Linked DNA regions of Homo sapiens: region 1 is linked to region 2. The links are chromatin contacts, found by Hi-C or POLR2A ChIA-PET in ENCODE. All regions are on one chromosome and are shown on one strand. Each heading gives the region's core, a stretch centred on a gene start or an enhancer-like site at or near the end of the contact. The rest is flanking DNA. Distances are from core to core; before and after follow the strand shown.

Region 1 (6,400 bases), core at 3,246-5,745, 83 kb before region 2:
CCAGATAAGAGGGCAACTGAACACAGAACGTTACCAGCACTGACCTTTTTCTTAACATGCTGGAGAAAGGGGCGCAGCTTCTGCAGCTGCCAGGACCCCGTGCAAAGAAGTACACTGCTAAATACACCCTCTACCAGATCCATCCTCAGAGACAAAGAAATCTGTCACCCCCAGAGAAGCGGCCACAAGACTCGAGGGGGAAAAGTCTGCTTCTGCTTGTTGCCCTGTGATTTTCACATTTTTCTAGTCATTTCCAAGTGCATACAGTACTGTGTAGATTTAAAATAAGCCACATCCGTGTTATGGCTGAATTATGTCCCCTCAAAATTCATATGTTTAAGTTCTCATCCCCTGTACCTCAGAATATACTTTGTTTAGAAATAGGATCACTGCAGCTGGGTGTGGTGGCTCACTCCTGTAATCCCAGCACTTTGGGAGGCCGAGGCGGGCGGATCACAAGGTCAGGAGACTGAGACCATCCTGGCTAACACAGTGAAACCCTGTCTCTACTAAAAATACACGTGGTGGCATGCACTTGTAGTCCCAGCTACTCAGGAGGCTGAGGCAGGAGACTCTCTTAAACTCGGGAGGCAGAGGTTGCAGTGAGCTGAGATCGGGCCACTGCACTCCAGCCTGGCAACACAGTGAGGAAAGAAAGAAAAGAAGAGACAGCGAGAGAGAGAGAGGAAGGGGATTACTGCAGATATAATTAGTTGACATACAGTAATTTGCGTAGGCCCTAACCCAATAGGACTGGTGTCCTCTAAAGAGGGGAATTGTGGAGACAGTCACACAAACAGGATGAAGGCAGGGCTCTAAACTAGGGAACATCAAAGATCGCCAGCAAACCACCACAAGCAAACGGAGACGCATGGGACAGACTTTCCCTCACAGCCCTCATGAGGCACCAGTCCTGAGGACACCTCAATCTGGGACTTCCAGCCTCCAGAACTGAGACAGTAAGCTTCTGTTGTTTATGCCACCCAGTCTGTGGACTTCTTACAGCAGCCCTAGAGAACTAAGAAAGTCCATAAGGATCATGTGCCCTTTATTCAAAGTTCAGAGTTCCCTTGTTTTTCATCTTCTGGGAAATTCTCCCGCATGTAATCAGGAATATTTTTTCACCAGGGATCTAACCATTGTTTCCACTATTGATCCCTTATTTTTCTATATAAATTTTAGAATCCCATTATCAATATCTAGTTTTTTAAATCCTGCTGGAAATTTGATTGGGATTGCAATGAATCTATAGGTCGATTTGGGGAGAATTCACAACTATACTGAATCTTCCAAAATATAAATATATCTTTCCATGAGTTGGGTCTTTGATTTCTCTCATCAGTATTCTTTAGTCTCCAGCATACGGATCTTGTATATTTTCTTATTTATATGTAGTTCTTTCTTTTTTGGGGGGATGCTATTGTAAATGATACCTTTTTTTAATAATTGCTTTTTTTTTTTTTTTTCTGAGACAGGGTCTTGCTCTGTCACCCAGGCTGGAGTAAAGTGGCACAAATATGGCTCACTGCAGCCTCAACCTCTGGGGATCAAGTGATCCTCCTGCCTCAGCCTTCTGAGTAGATGGCACTACAGGTGTGTGCCACCAGGCTCAGCAAAATTTTATTTATTTACTTATTTATTTAGTAGAGAAGAGGTCTTACCATATTGCCCATGCCGATCTTAAACTCCTGGCTCAATGATCCTCCCACCTTGGCCTCCCAAAGTGCTGAGACTACAGGCATGAGCCATCACACCTGGCCTACTCATTTCTTAAACTCATTTTTCTTTTATTCAGGATAATTTCTATTGATCTACTTAGAGCTAACTTAGATTCTTTCTTCTGTCATATACATTTGCTTTTGAACTCATCCAGTAATATTTTTACTTCATTCTAAAATTCCTATTTTTTTCTTTTTTTTTTCATATTGCCCTGCTGCGAATTTCTATGTTTCTGTTAATTTCAGAACTGTCCATCTTTTACCTCATGGAACATGGTTATAACAGTCACTTTAAAGTCTTTGATAATTTCAACATCTATGTCATCTCAGGGTTGACATTTGTTAATTGCCTTTTCCCTTGAGAACTGGGTCATTTAAAAAATATTTTTAATTGATTGACTGAAGAATTAGTCAGATTTTTTTGCTTCTTTGTATCCCAAATAATTGTAGATTGCATCCCAGATCGCTTTAATATGTACATTTTAACCCTGATTAAAAATGTTGAATGAGAGAGAATGTTGAGAATGTAGAGAATGTTGATTTTCATGTGTCTGCTTCATCAGACGATAAATCCACTCAGGTTGAGAACACAAGCTCTGGTTCCCCTTCGTTAGGGGATGGAGTTAACGTCAGTGCGGTTTCAAAACCCTTTGCTGTGCTCTGTGAGTTGGCTTCAAGCACGAGCTATTCAGGGATTAAGTCTGGGACCCGGGCCACGGTTTCTATTGCAGCTTAAATCCAAAGCCTTTGCTATGGTTCTCTGGGTATATCCCATACATGGAGTTGGTTCAGAAACATAAATAAACCCTCTTTTCCAGATTTCCCCTCTCCAAGATTTCTTCCATATTCCGCTACTACCAGATGCACCTTTTCCTGGTTCCTCTGCCCATAAAGTTGGGGCTCTCCCAGAGTTTTAGCCTAACACATCACACTCTTTCACAGTTTCTTGCAACTGCAGCCCCTGCTGAGGGCAAAGCAGAATGAGAAAGAGAAAAAAATGGGGATTCTTCCCACCACCTTTATGCAACAACCGGTTCCTCCAACCAGAGAGTTGGATTTTCTCTCAGGGTAGTAGGTGCTACTGCTCTGGGTCTGGCAGGGCCAGGAGAGAGGAAAAGACAAAACAAAACAGTGATCCCTCCTAATCTTCAGCTTGCAGCGTTCCTCTTTTCAACCCTCTGGCCACAAAGATGGGTTTCTCACAGAGTTTTGCTGCCTCTGCCCACTGTGCTATTTCCCAAATCAGTCAGCACTCAGATCAAAGGAGGGAAAAAAACCCAACCACAGAAACTCTATTCTAATGTGCTGCGCATTCAAGCTCCAACCCCCTTCCCGATGGGGTTGCTTTTCATTCTGTTCAGAGTTTTGAGTTCTAATCCGTGAGTGGAATGGACGATAGTGGGCTTACTCCATCCTGGACAGCACTGATGTCATCCATGGATCTCTTTACAGATTTGGGGAGGTACATTAAGTTAAAACCTGTTTATTTTTACTTCATTCGATTAATCAGACACTGCCCATCAGCGTTCAGCTAGGCTTGACATCATCAGCATTATCATCGGCAGGAAAGGTCACGCCACACGAAAACTGGCAGGCTGTGGTCCTCGGGCCTAAACCCCGGTTGGATGCTAGAATCAACCTGAGGAGGTTTAAAAAATATCAATTCCTGGATCCTGCCCCAGCTCCATGAGGTCAGAATTTCTGGGTGAGGAGAATTTGGACACTCTGGGTGGCTGACATGCAGCCAAGGCTGAGAACCACTATAATGAATATGACAAAAATGTGAAGGGTCCATGGTCCCATCATATCTTAGGATTCACAGTTTCTGATGGGGAGCTGGATGCCAGGAGGATAAGGAGGAACTGAGGAAGGAATGAGAGAGTTACGCTGTTAAGGGCTGGCCTGACAGCCTCTCCTCTACCACTCCCTGCTGCAGATATCCCAGGTCTTTGTGGTAATAAGATACGACCTTCTTTAATAACACATAAAACTTCAAAGGCCCTGTCTGACCCCCTCACAGGAATCTCCCTGGTGGGCCTTAGGGAAGCAATGCAACTCCTCAGCAGCAACCCTGATACACACACACACACACACACACACACACACACACACACACACACACACACACACACACCCTGACATACAGCTGAAATAAGGCTGCATGCTCAAAGGACACTTTCAAGGCAGCATATCTCCCCGCTTCATCTTCTTCCTTGATCAACAATAGTAAATCATCTCAAGGTCCTTCTAAAAAATGCATGCGCCAGGCGTAGTGGCTCACACCTGTAATCCCAGCACTTTGGGAGGCCAAGGCGGGCAGATCATGAGGTCAGGAGTTTGAGACCAGCCTGGCCAACATAGTGAAATCCTGTCTCTACTAAACATACAAAAATCAGCCAGGTGTGGTGGCGCACACCTGTAATCCCAGCTACTCGGGAGGCTGAGGCAAGAGAATCATTTGAACCCAGGAGGTGGAGGTTGCAGCGAGCCAAGATGGCCTCACTGCACTCCAGCTTGGGCAACAGAGTGAGACTTCGTCTCAGAAAAAAAAAAAAAAAAAAAAAAAATGCCTGCATATAGGACAGAGCCAAATAGGAAGTGGGTGTGTGTCCCTCCAGGGCCCCTACTCCAGACAGAGTCTGGGCTTCTGTCCCCACCGTTCACCTAATGCTTCAGTACTATCTTGAGGGCTCTAATCGCAGGACCAGGAAGCTCAACTGTCAGAGTTGCAAAGTGCAGCGTTGCTGATTTGGTTCAGCACTGTGGAGACAGGACAGGAAACCAACCCATACCACGGAAAAATGCACAATTATTTTCAAAAGCTAACCATTCAAGGATGACCTACGGTTTCAATCCCCCAATCCTCTGAGCTTCTCCATAGCTGAGGTTCTGTGAATTCCCAAGTAGCCCTCGGAAGATAGGTCACTTGGAGCCAGAAAAGGGGATTTCCCAGGTGCTGTGGAGGGACGTGCCTGGAGAGGAGCTCTGTGGTGAGCCAGAGTCCCCCAACACCAAAACGAAGAGGAGACCCTGGAGTTCAGACAGTGTGGGGAAGGCAGAAGTTGTTGTCAAAGCACAGAGCTGGCAAGCACAGCACCAGCTGCCTTGGCTAGAGCTTACAGAGTCCTGGGGGGCAAAACCAGAGGTGCCAGCCAGAGAGTGGACTGGGCCCAGGGTGCAGGACACCAGGATCCATGGGGAAGGCAGTCCCTCTGCTATGGTTCAGAAGTCCCTGCCAATACTCATGTGGAAATTTGATTGCCATTATAACAGTATTAAGAGACAGTATGCTGAAGAGGTGATTAGGCCATGAGGACTCTGCCGTCAGGAATGGATTAATGCCATTACCCAGGGAGAGGGCTCCTCATAAGAGGTTAAGTTTAGCCCCTATCTTGTCTCTCTGTCTCTTTGCCATGTGATGCCTTCCACCATGTTATGAGGCAGCACAAAGGCCCTCACCAGATGCTGGCACCATGCTCTTGGACTTCCCAACCTCCAGAACTTTGAGCCAATAAACTTCTTTTCTTTATAAATTACCCAGTCTGTGGTACTACGTTATAAGAGGACAAAATGGACAAACACACCCTCTAACAAGGAGAGTCAAGGGTCCCAGTCACTCTGGCCTGATTTCTTCCAGCCCCACGTAACTCTGGCTGTCTCTCTCTGCTTGCCTCAGGTCCTCACCCACAAAAGACATGTAAAGACCCTCCTCTCCTGAAAGGCCTGGAAGCTGCCCCTCTAATCCCAACAAACCCTCAGAGGCACTGGCCATGGTGATGGGCAACCTGTAATCTCACACGATGATTCACATCATCCTTCTGGTAACTCACCCCAGGCTGTTTGCCTGGTCCCTAGAACCATCTTTAACTTTCTGTACACGGTGGCTACACACCCACCCAGTCCATAAGCCAATGGAGGCAGGGGCTGCATCTCATATTTAAGTGTGCTTTGGAGCTACCAAGACGGGTTCAATGATAGCTGCTAAAAGGGTAAACATGAAATTCAAATGCTTAAATTAAACTCCACTGGATAAATTACAGGTTACTCAATCACTTTGATAAATGATTATCTTCTGAATAAAAATTCTCCCAAAAGATGTCTTTAAGTAGCAAGTTTCTCCTAGCTTATTTTAAACAATTTAACTTTTATTTTAAATAATTTTATTTTAAATAATTTAACTTTATTTATGCAAAACTTTCTCTTTTTTTTTTTGGAGACAGGGTCTCTCTCTGTTATCCAGGCTGGAGTGGACTGGTGTGATCTCAGCTCACTGCAACCTCCACCTCCCAGGTTCAAGCAATCCTCCTACCTTAGCCTCCAAAATAGCTGAGATGACAGGTACACACCACCTTGCCTGGCTAATTTTTGTATTTTTTATAGAAACAGGGTCTCACCATGTTGCCCGGGCTGGTCTCAAAGTCTTGGACTCAAGCAATCTGCCTGCCTCAGCCTCCCAAAATGTTGGGATTTCAGGCATGAACCACCATGCCTGGTCTACTTACTGCACAACTCCTAAACAAATGTTACCACTGTAAGAAGCAGGGAACTCTGGGGTGTTCAGCAGGAGATGATGTAAAAGAGGTGTGGGAGTCACCTGCTGGGCCTCTGGCCACCCCTCCTTTGAAGGCCACCTGAGGTCTCTGCACCCCAAACCCTCATACACAGTTCCCCAGTCCAGTGGG
Region 2 (7,310 bases), core at 2,652-5,151:
GCCAACATGGTGAAACCCCGTCTCCACTAAAAATACAAAAATTAGCTGGGCATGGCGGCATGCACCTGCAGTCCCAGCTACTCGGGAGACTGAGGCAGGAGAATAGCTTTAACCCAGGAGGTGGAGGTTGCAGTGAACCAAGGTCGCACCACTGCACTCCAGCCTGGCGACAGAGGGAGATTCTGTATCAAAAAGAAGAGAAGAGAACAGAAGAGAAGAGAAGAGCCCTATAGAAGAAATAAACTTAAAATGAAGAGATTTGTTTAATGAATAGTTACTGAACCACCAAAGCAGTACTAAAAACAAGACTATAGCCAAGTAAGGAAAACTTGGAAATTTTCTGATATTAAAAAGGCATTTCTGCAGTCAAAAAAAAAAAAGTTGGGAATAATGCTTAAAAACAACGACCCTCCTGCTTTGGAAGTATAATGAGGTCCACAGAGTCTGAAGTTGTCTCCTGAAATGTAAACAGCTCTGGATTTGATAAGCACTGGAAAACACAGAGGCTGTTAAAGCCAGGCAGAGATGCAGGGTTCATGAGTTCTCATTACCTCCCTGCCCCAGTGGGGACAGGCCTCAGACACGCACAAGCCAGAGCTCTGTGCCGCTGACAAAATGAAGCCATTACCAGCTGATAATGAACTCTTCAGCAAGAGATTTACCTACAGAAAAGTTCAGCCCCTTCGCCAAATCTCGAAACTGCTGGAGATACTAAGAAGCATGCAGAATTATCCCAAAACGCTACACTTTCATCTTCACCTATCTGTGCACTTAAAATACTTTTCAGGTTCCTCCTGGATCAGTGAGGACAGGCTAGGCTGTGCTGTGACAACAAACAGCTCCCACGCCACAGGGCCTGGGCCCAGTAATGGTTTCTGTCTTGCTCACTCAAAGTCCACTGTGAGTCCAAAGCAAATAACAGCCACGTTGCTATTATGGCCCCTCCTCCTAGGCATGTGCTTCTAGGACCGATGTGACTGGAGAAAGGACAGCATAGAAAGTCCCTTCCAGCTTCTACCCACAAGTCACTTCTGCTTACATGTCATTGGCTGAAGCAAGGCACATGGTCTTATCTAACTTTGAGAAAGCAGAGAGTGCAATCCTCTCATGTTCCCAGGAGCATCGAAAATACTACTGGGCAGTGCAAGTGCTGGCCACTTCTGCAAAGACACCACAGCAAGGGACACGTCCTCCAAATGCTCCCCCGCCTGTCTCGGCTCCTCTGACTTCAACCCAGTCGCAGCAGGACACAGTCATAGGCCAAATGTGGTGGGCTTGGTGAAGTACAGGCCACACATCAAACCAGATGGTGCTCCCTTCTGCCTTGGGGATGGCACCCTGGACATATTGTGCTCCCACAGAAGCCACCAAAGTAGCATGGGGGAGGCCTGATGTGCAGGTGCAAGAGACAGCGTTCCCATCACCCCGAACCTGATGCACAGCACCACCCGTCGCCCTCTCCTACAGCCCTCGGCACGCGCCTCCCCACCACAGAGCCCCTGCTCACCAGGCCACAGTGCTCCCACACAGGAGAGGTGCTCCACACCATCGTGCATCAGGAAAACGCCATCCAAACCACAGAGAGCTGCTACCCCACTCCCATCAGGGTGGCCACGATTGAAAAACCAGAAAATAACAAGTGTTGGTGAGGATGTGGAGAAAACTGGAACCCTTGTACACGGTGGGTAGGAATGTAAAATGGTGTGCAGCCCCTTTGGAAAATGCTATCCTTAAAACATTAAAAATAGAATCACCATATGATCTAGGAATGACTCCACTTCTGGGGGTATGCCCGAAGGAAGTGAAAACAAGAGCTCAGGCCGGGCGCAGTAGCTCACGCCTGTAATCAATCCCAGCACTTTGGGAGGCCGAGGCGGGCGGATCACGAGGTCAGGAGATTGAGACCATCGTGGCTAACACAGTGAAACCCCGTCTCTACTAAAAATACTTAAAAAAATTAGCCAGGCACGGTGGCGGGCGCCTGTAGTCCCAGCTACTCGGGAGGCTGAGGCAGGAGAATGGCGTGAACCCGGGAGGCGGAGCTTGCAGTGAGCTGAGATTGCACCACTGCACTCCAGCCTGGGTGACAGAACGAGACTCCATCTCAAAAGAAAAAGAAAAAAAAAGAAAAAGAAAACAAGAGCTCAAAGAGATTGTACCCCCATGTTCACAGCAGCATGATTCACAACAGCCAAGAGGTAAAAGCAACCCAAGCATCCTTCACCAGATGAACGATCAACAAAATGTGGTCTATTCATACAAGGAAGTATTCCTCGACCTTAACAGACAAGGAGACTGTGACACGTGCTACACTACGACGTGTGTGCACCGTGAGGACGTTGAGAGTGAAATATGCCAGTCACAAAATATAAATCCTATACAATTGCTCTCATACGAGGCACCTGAAGTCGTCAAAATCATAGACAGAAAGTACAATGGTGGGTGCCAGGGGGTGAGGGGAGGAGGAATGGGAGTTAAGTGTTTAATGGGGACAGAGTTTCAGTTTTGCAGGGTGAGGAGAGCTCTGGAGGTGGATGGGGTGATGGTTGCACAACCGTGTAAATGTACTTAATGCGACTGAGCTCTACACTTAAACATGGTTCCAGAAGGTGAATCCTATGTTATGTGTATTTTACACAATTTTTTAAATAAAATAGTATTTAATTTTAAAAAGTTTATAGTAGCTTCCATGACCCACTGGATAAAGTCCAAATATCTAAACGTGGGACTGAAAGCCTCCAAAACCCGGCTGTCGCCTGCTCCATTCTGACACTGGCTATTCCCTGACTGCCTCTGCATCTGTCCAGCCTCCACGCCTTTCCTCATGCAGTTCCTCCTGCTTGGGACCCCACCCCATCTGTTTTCCCTCCTTGCATCTCAATCCAGCCCACCCATGGGGTCCATGGCACTCGTGCTTTGTAAAACACCATGGTGTACAACTGCATATGCCAGCCCCTGCCTGCCCTAGAGACAGCAAGCCCCAGAGGGCTGGGAGGGCTAGGAGGGCTCTGCCCCACCCTTCTGTTACCACAGCACATAGCAGGCTGCCCTGCACATGGTAACCAACCACATTCTCTACTGCTGAGGATGACCAGCTGGATGATAAAAACTAGAAACCACAGACCGGAGTCCTCAGGCCAGAGCTGGACCGGATGTGATGTGCATACAAACCCCCAGTCTCGTTAACATGCAGGTTCCAAGTCAGCAGAGCCAGGGTGGGGCCTGAGACTGTGCATTTCTCACAGCTCCTCCATGGTTGCTGAGCTACGGGTCCACGGCCCTGCCTGCAGGAGCAAGCAACCGAGGGCCAGAAGCAACACCTACCTCCAAGCACAAGGTTCTGCCCCAACACACCCAGTGCAATGGAACTGTGCTCCCTGGCCCAAGGCCTTGGCCCGACCCTCAGGGAACCCACCAAGGCCCCCCATGCCTCCCTAGGCACCTGGGAGGAGCTTTGATGAACACCCTTTCTAATGCAAATCACTCATATGTTCCTGCAGATGGAACCAGCTTTTGTGTTTAACTTCATTGTTCTCTACAGTTAAATAAATGACTATAAAACTGGCTTCTTAGACCCTCTTAATTACTCAGAAGAAATCCCACAAAAGATGCATTTCCCTGAACAAAGCAGGTGAGCAACTACAATAACATTTCTTGAACAGAGCTGATGTTCCTCCTGGGGTAATTTAAATAAGCTACAATGGTACAATCATTAAAATTGATTACACAAGCCTAAAAAAGCCACAGGATGGGAATCAGAGGACAGGGTTCCAGTACTGGCTGTTTGGTGAATTCACTGGTATGACCTTAGCAAGACCCTTAGCTCTTTGCAGCTCAGGTTTCTCCTCCAGAACAGGAAGTACGGTTGAGAAAGCTGTGGCTTACAGACTGCTGGGGACCCACAGGCAGATCGCCAAGTGAGTTTATGGGGCAATGAAACCGAAGACCACACAAAACGCATCACCTCTAATGAGAGTAAGAAACTGTCTCCTGAAACTTCTGCTTGAGGTCTATAATGTAGAGGTATCCTAGGTGGTTAAGTAAAATGTATTTTTTACGGGGTTGAAAATCAAACTGTCTGACAAAGTCCTATAATTCTAGGCTCTGTTCACTGCAACAAATACAGATGCGCACAGCGTCGGAAAGGCCAGGGGACTGGGTGAACCGTGAGCAATGGGGCTGGGGGTGGGCCGGCTATGCCTCTGGCCCTGCTCTCTGCATAGGAAACCAACCCTACCAGTCGGTGTCCACATGCACATGGCCCTGAGGGCCAGAGTGAGGGACCCTCCTGGACAGAAATCCACAGAGCACACACATGGTCACCAAGCAGTCAGGTGTTAGAAAGGTTCCCAGGTTTGGAGGATGCCAAAGCAGATGGGGAAAGAAATTCCCTGATTGTCCTCCAGGTGTGCCCAGGACTAGCAGGAGGCAGGTGAGAGGCCAGAGTGCAGCATGGCAGGAGGCCCTCACTCCTAGATGTCAACTGTGAATTTGCTGCAGCCTGACCGTGAGCGCCGTCTTCAAGAAGATGTCAGGACTGTGAGCCCAGGGCTGAAGAAGGCAGACCAAGCCCCCAACCCCCACAGGCTTCCTGTCTGGAGTGGCACAGACAACAATAAACAAATAAGCTACAGAATTAATGTGGGGGTGCCTGTGCATGGTGGGGGGTTACCAGCTCAGGGATGTGGGCCAGTACCAAAGTCCGCAGAAGCCACCTGCAGAAGGGAACGTTGGAACCAACACGAAGAAGGTGATAAAGTTATTAGCCAGGCAGGATTTTGCAGGATAGAGTTTTAAGAAATAAAGTCAGTTGAGGAGGGGCTTCCAGCATTTACTCTTAATGGGATGGCCAGGGAACGGAGAGCTCTGGTCGGAGGAGCATTCTCATTTAAGTTTGTATGCAATAAACCAGCTGCTGAGCAGACACAGACTTGGGTGGGAAGGTATGCAGTCAGTGTGGAAACAGGAACCATCAGGAAACTGGCACAGCAATCTAGCAAGGAGATGACAGGCTCTCATCGCACGGCAGCGGTGCCGGTGTGACCATGGGCAGCTTACGGAACAGATTCCATGTGGGGTTTAAGAGAGACAGGAGTCAAGGTTGGCTCCAAGTCTATGGTCTAGGTGTCCGGAAGCATGGAGCTGCCATTTACTGAGATGTGGAGATTGGGGTTGAGATGGCCAGGGACAGCTTGGTGCCTGTTGTGTGGGGACGTCAATTAGAACTCTAAGGGAAAGCGCTGGGTGAGCAACAGGGTGTACAGTCTGGAGGTCAGAAGAGAAATCAGAGCTAAAAGATAAATGTGAGCTCCTTGTGCCACAAGTCGGAATGAGGTCAACCATGGTGGGAGTGTGGACCGAGCGGAGAAGAGGGGCATGGACTGACCGCAGGGACACTCTGACACTCACGGGTCAGTAAGGGGACTGAGCAAAGTCCAGTGAAGCAGGAAGAAAATCCCAAGCACAGAGTGCCCCACAAGCCAAGGGAAGAAGGTGTTTCCTAGAGGGGACGACTGTGGCAAACACTGCTGGTCAGTCACATGGGAAGGGACCGAGAGCTGACCACTGGATCTGGAGACTTGGAGTCTTACAGATCTTGATCTCTAAGTGATGGGGTCAAAAGTGTCAGGAGAGGTGTCTGTGGAAGGGGCAAAAGTCCGACTGGAGCGGGTATAAGAGAGAACGGGAAGGGAGGAAATGGAGAAAGCCACTGCAGACAACTCTTTCCAGAAGTTCTACAGCAAAACAAAGCACAGAAATAGGCCAGCAGCAGGGGGTGGGGCGGGGGGAGTGGGAGCAAGAGACTTCTGTTCTCTTTCCTATGATGGGAGCGGAAGGCAGCTGTTTCAATGCTGAGTGTGAAGGCCAAGATCCCATGGACCACAGGCAATGCTGCTGGAGGGCAGCGTGAAGCTGAGAGGCAGCATCTGGTGCTAAAATAAGGAGGGGCTGACTTTTGAGCCAACTATACATTATTTCCAACTCGGGAGGAGAGGAGGATTCTGCACAAACGCTGGTAGGGAGTGATGAGGGGGTGGGAGTCTCAACCAGCCATATGGGTCCTCATTTCATCAAAACTCCTGGAGCCTGCAAAACCCAGATGGAGACTGGGATTCCAGGCTAAGGGAGACACCAGGACTTCCAGGTCCCAGGGAAGCAACAGGGTCACAGAGTAACCAACAAGACCCGCCTGTTCTTCCTTTTCCTGATGAATCTTGACATTTATGTCATACAAAGAGCATGGACTAGGGCTCTGAAGGTACAAATGTGAGTCGATCTCCATTAGCTGCTTGAAATTAGCAAAAATCACATCATTGCTCTACATTATCAGTTTCTCTATCTATACAATGGAGATAGTGACTCTTGCTTTTCTCAGGATTGCTAAGAAGATAAATACATGTAAAATGTCTCAGTTAATGAAAATTCAAGTTGTAGGAACACAGTAAGGTATCATTTCTACAAAGTTTGAAAATATCATAACAATGGGATATATCATTTAGGCATACATGCAGTGTAAAAATAAAACATGCCTCCAAAAAACAAACAGTAAATTCAATTTACTGGGTTTCACAGGGGTGGCTGGGGAGGCATGCTCATGGAAGGCTGAATCATATTTGTACATGTCTTAAACTGGATAGCAGGTACCCCAGATACTCCTTTTTTCTTAAACAGAGTCTTGGTCTGTTAGCCAGGATGGAATGCAGTGGTATAATCATGGCTCACTGCAGCCTCAACTTCCCAGGCTCAAGTGATCCTCTTGCCTCTGCCTCCCACGGAGGTGGGACCACTGGTGCGCGTCACCACACCTGGCTTTTTTTTTTAATTTTTTTGTAGAGACAAGGTCACTCTATGCTACCCAGACTGTTCTTGAACTCCTGGGCTCAAGCAATCCTCCTGCCTCAGGCTCTCAAAGTCATTCCTCTTATTATTCTCTGTATTTGTGTATACTTGGAAAATATTCTTTAAGCCTTCCAAGTCTTTTTTGTTGTTGCTGCTCCTGTCTACACAGTAAGTTGTCCAAGTTTTCCTTTCTACTATGTGACACGTGGTCATGGTTCCCATGAGTGATCAGAAGGCTAGGTCCAGGGCTTCGCCGCCAGATGGGGTCGTGCATTCAAAAAAAAGCTATGGGACACAAAAATTAGCCAGGCGTGGTGGTGCATGCCTATAATCCCAGCTACTCAGGAGGCTGAGGCAAGAGAATCCCTTGAACCCATGAGGTGGAGATTACAGTGAGACAAGATTGTGCCATTCACTCCAGCTTGAGCAACAGAGGGAGACTCTGTCTTAAAAAAAAAAAAAAAAAAAAA

The links. A loop is a pair of places that touch in the nucleus more often than their neighbours do. ChIA-PET counts read pairs that join two places held with the same protein, here RNA polymerase II (POLR2A). Pooled maps may share reads with other maps.
Region 1: a pooled map shows a loop between it and region 2 (1.9-fold over the local background). The contact joins two enhancer-like sites. A Hi-C loop is called at or near these places in 3 of 50 pooled maps. POLR2A ChIA-PET finds 5 or more read pairs at or near these places in 4 of 52 experiments (CD4-positive, alpha-beta T cell, H1, activated naive CD4-positive, alpha-beta T cell and 1 more).

What each region holds. Positions count from the first base shown.
Region 1 is chr15:29,036,551-29,042,950 of GRCh38, reverse strand. The region is part of intron 3 of APBA2 (amyloid beta precursor protein binding family A member 2); the gene reads right to left. Among named protein-coding and RNA genes, the nearest start is that of APBA2, 150 kb to the right of the region's middle. Within about 2 kb of position 4,495, at least 3 of the 41 ENCODE cell types and tissues checked have a DNase peak (open chromatin) inside an H3K27ac peak, as active enhancers do.
Region 2 is chr15:28,951,887-28,959,196 of GRCh38, reverse strand. The region is part of intron 2 of APBA2 (amyloid beta precursor protein binding family A member 2); the gene reads right to left. Among named protein-coding and RNA genes, the nearest start is that of APBA2, 70 kb to the right of the region's middle. RefSeq lists enhancers at 3,286-3,799, 3,812-4,311, 4,312-4,813. Within about 2 kb of position 3,901, at least 4 of the 41 ENCODE cell types and tissues checked have a DNase peak (open chromatin) inside an H3K27ac peak, as active enhancers do.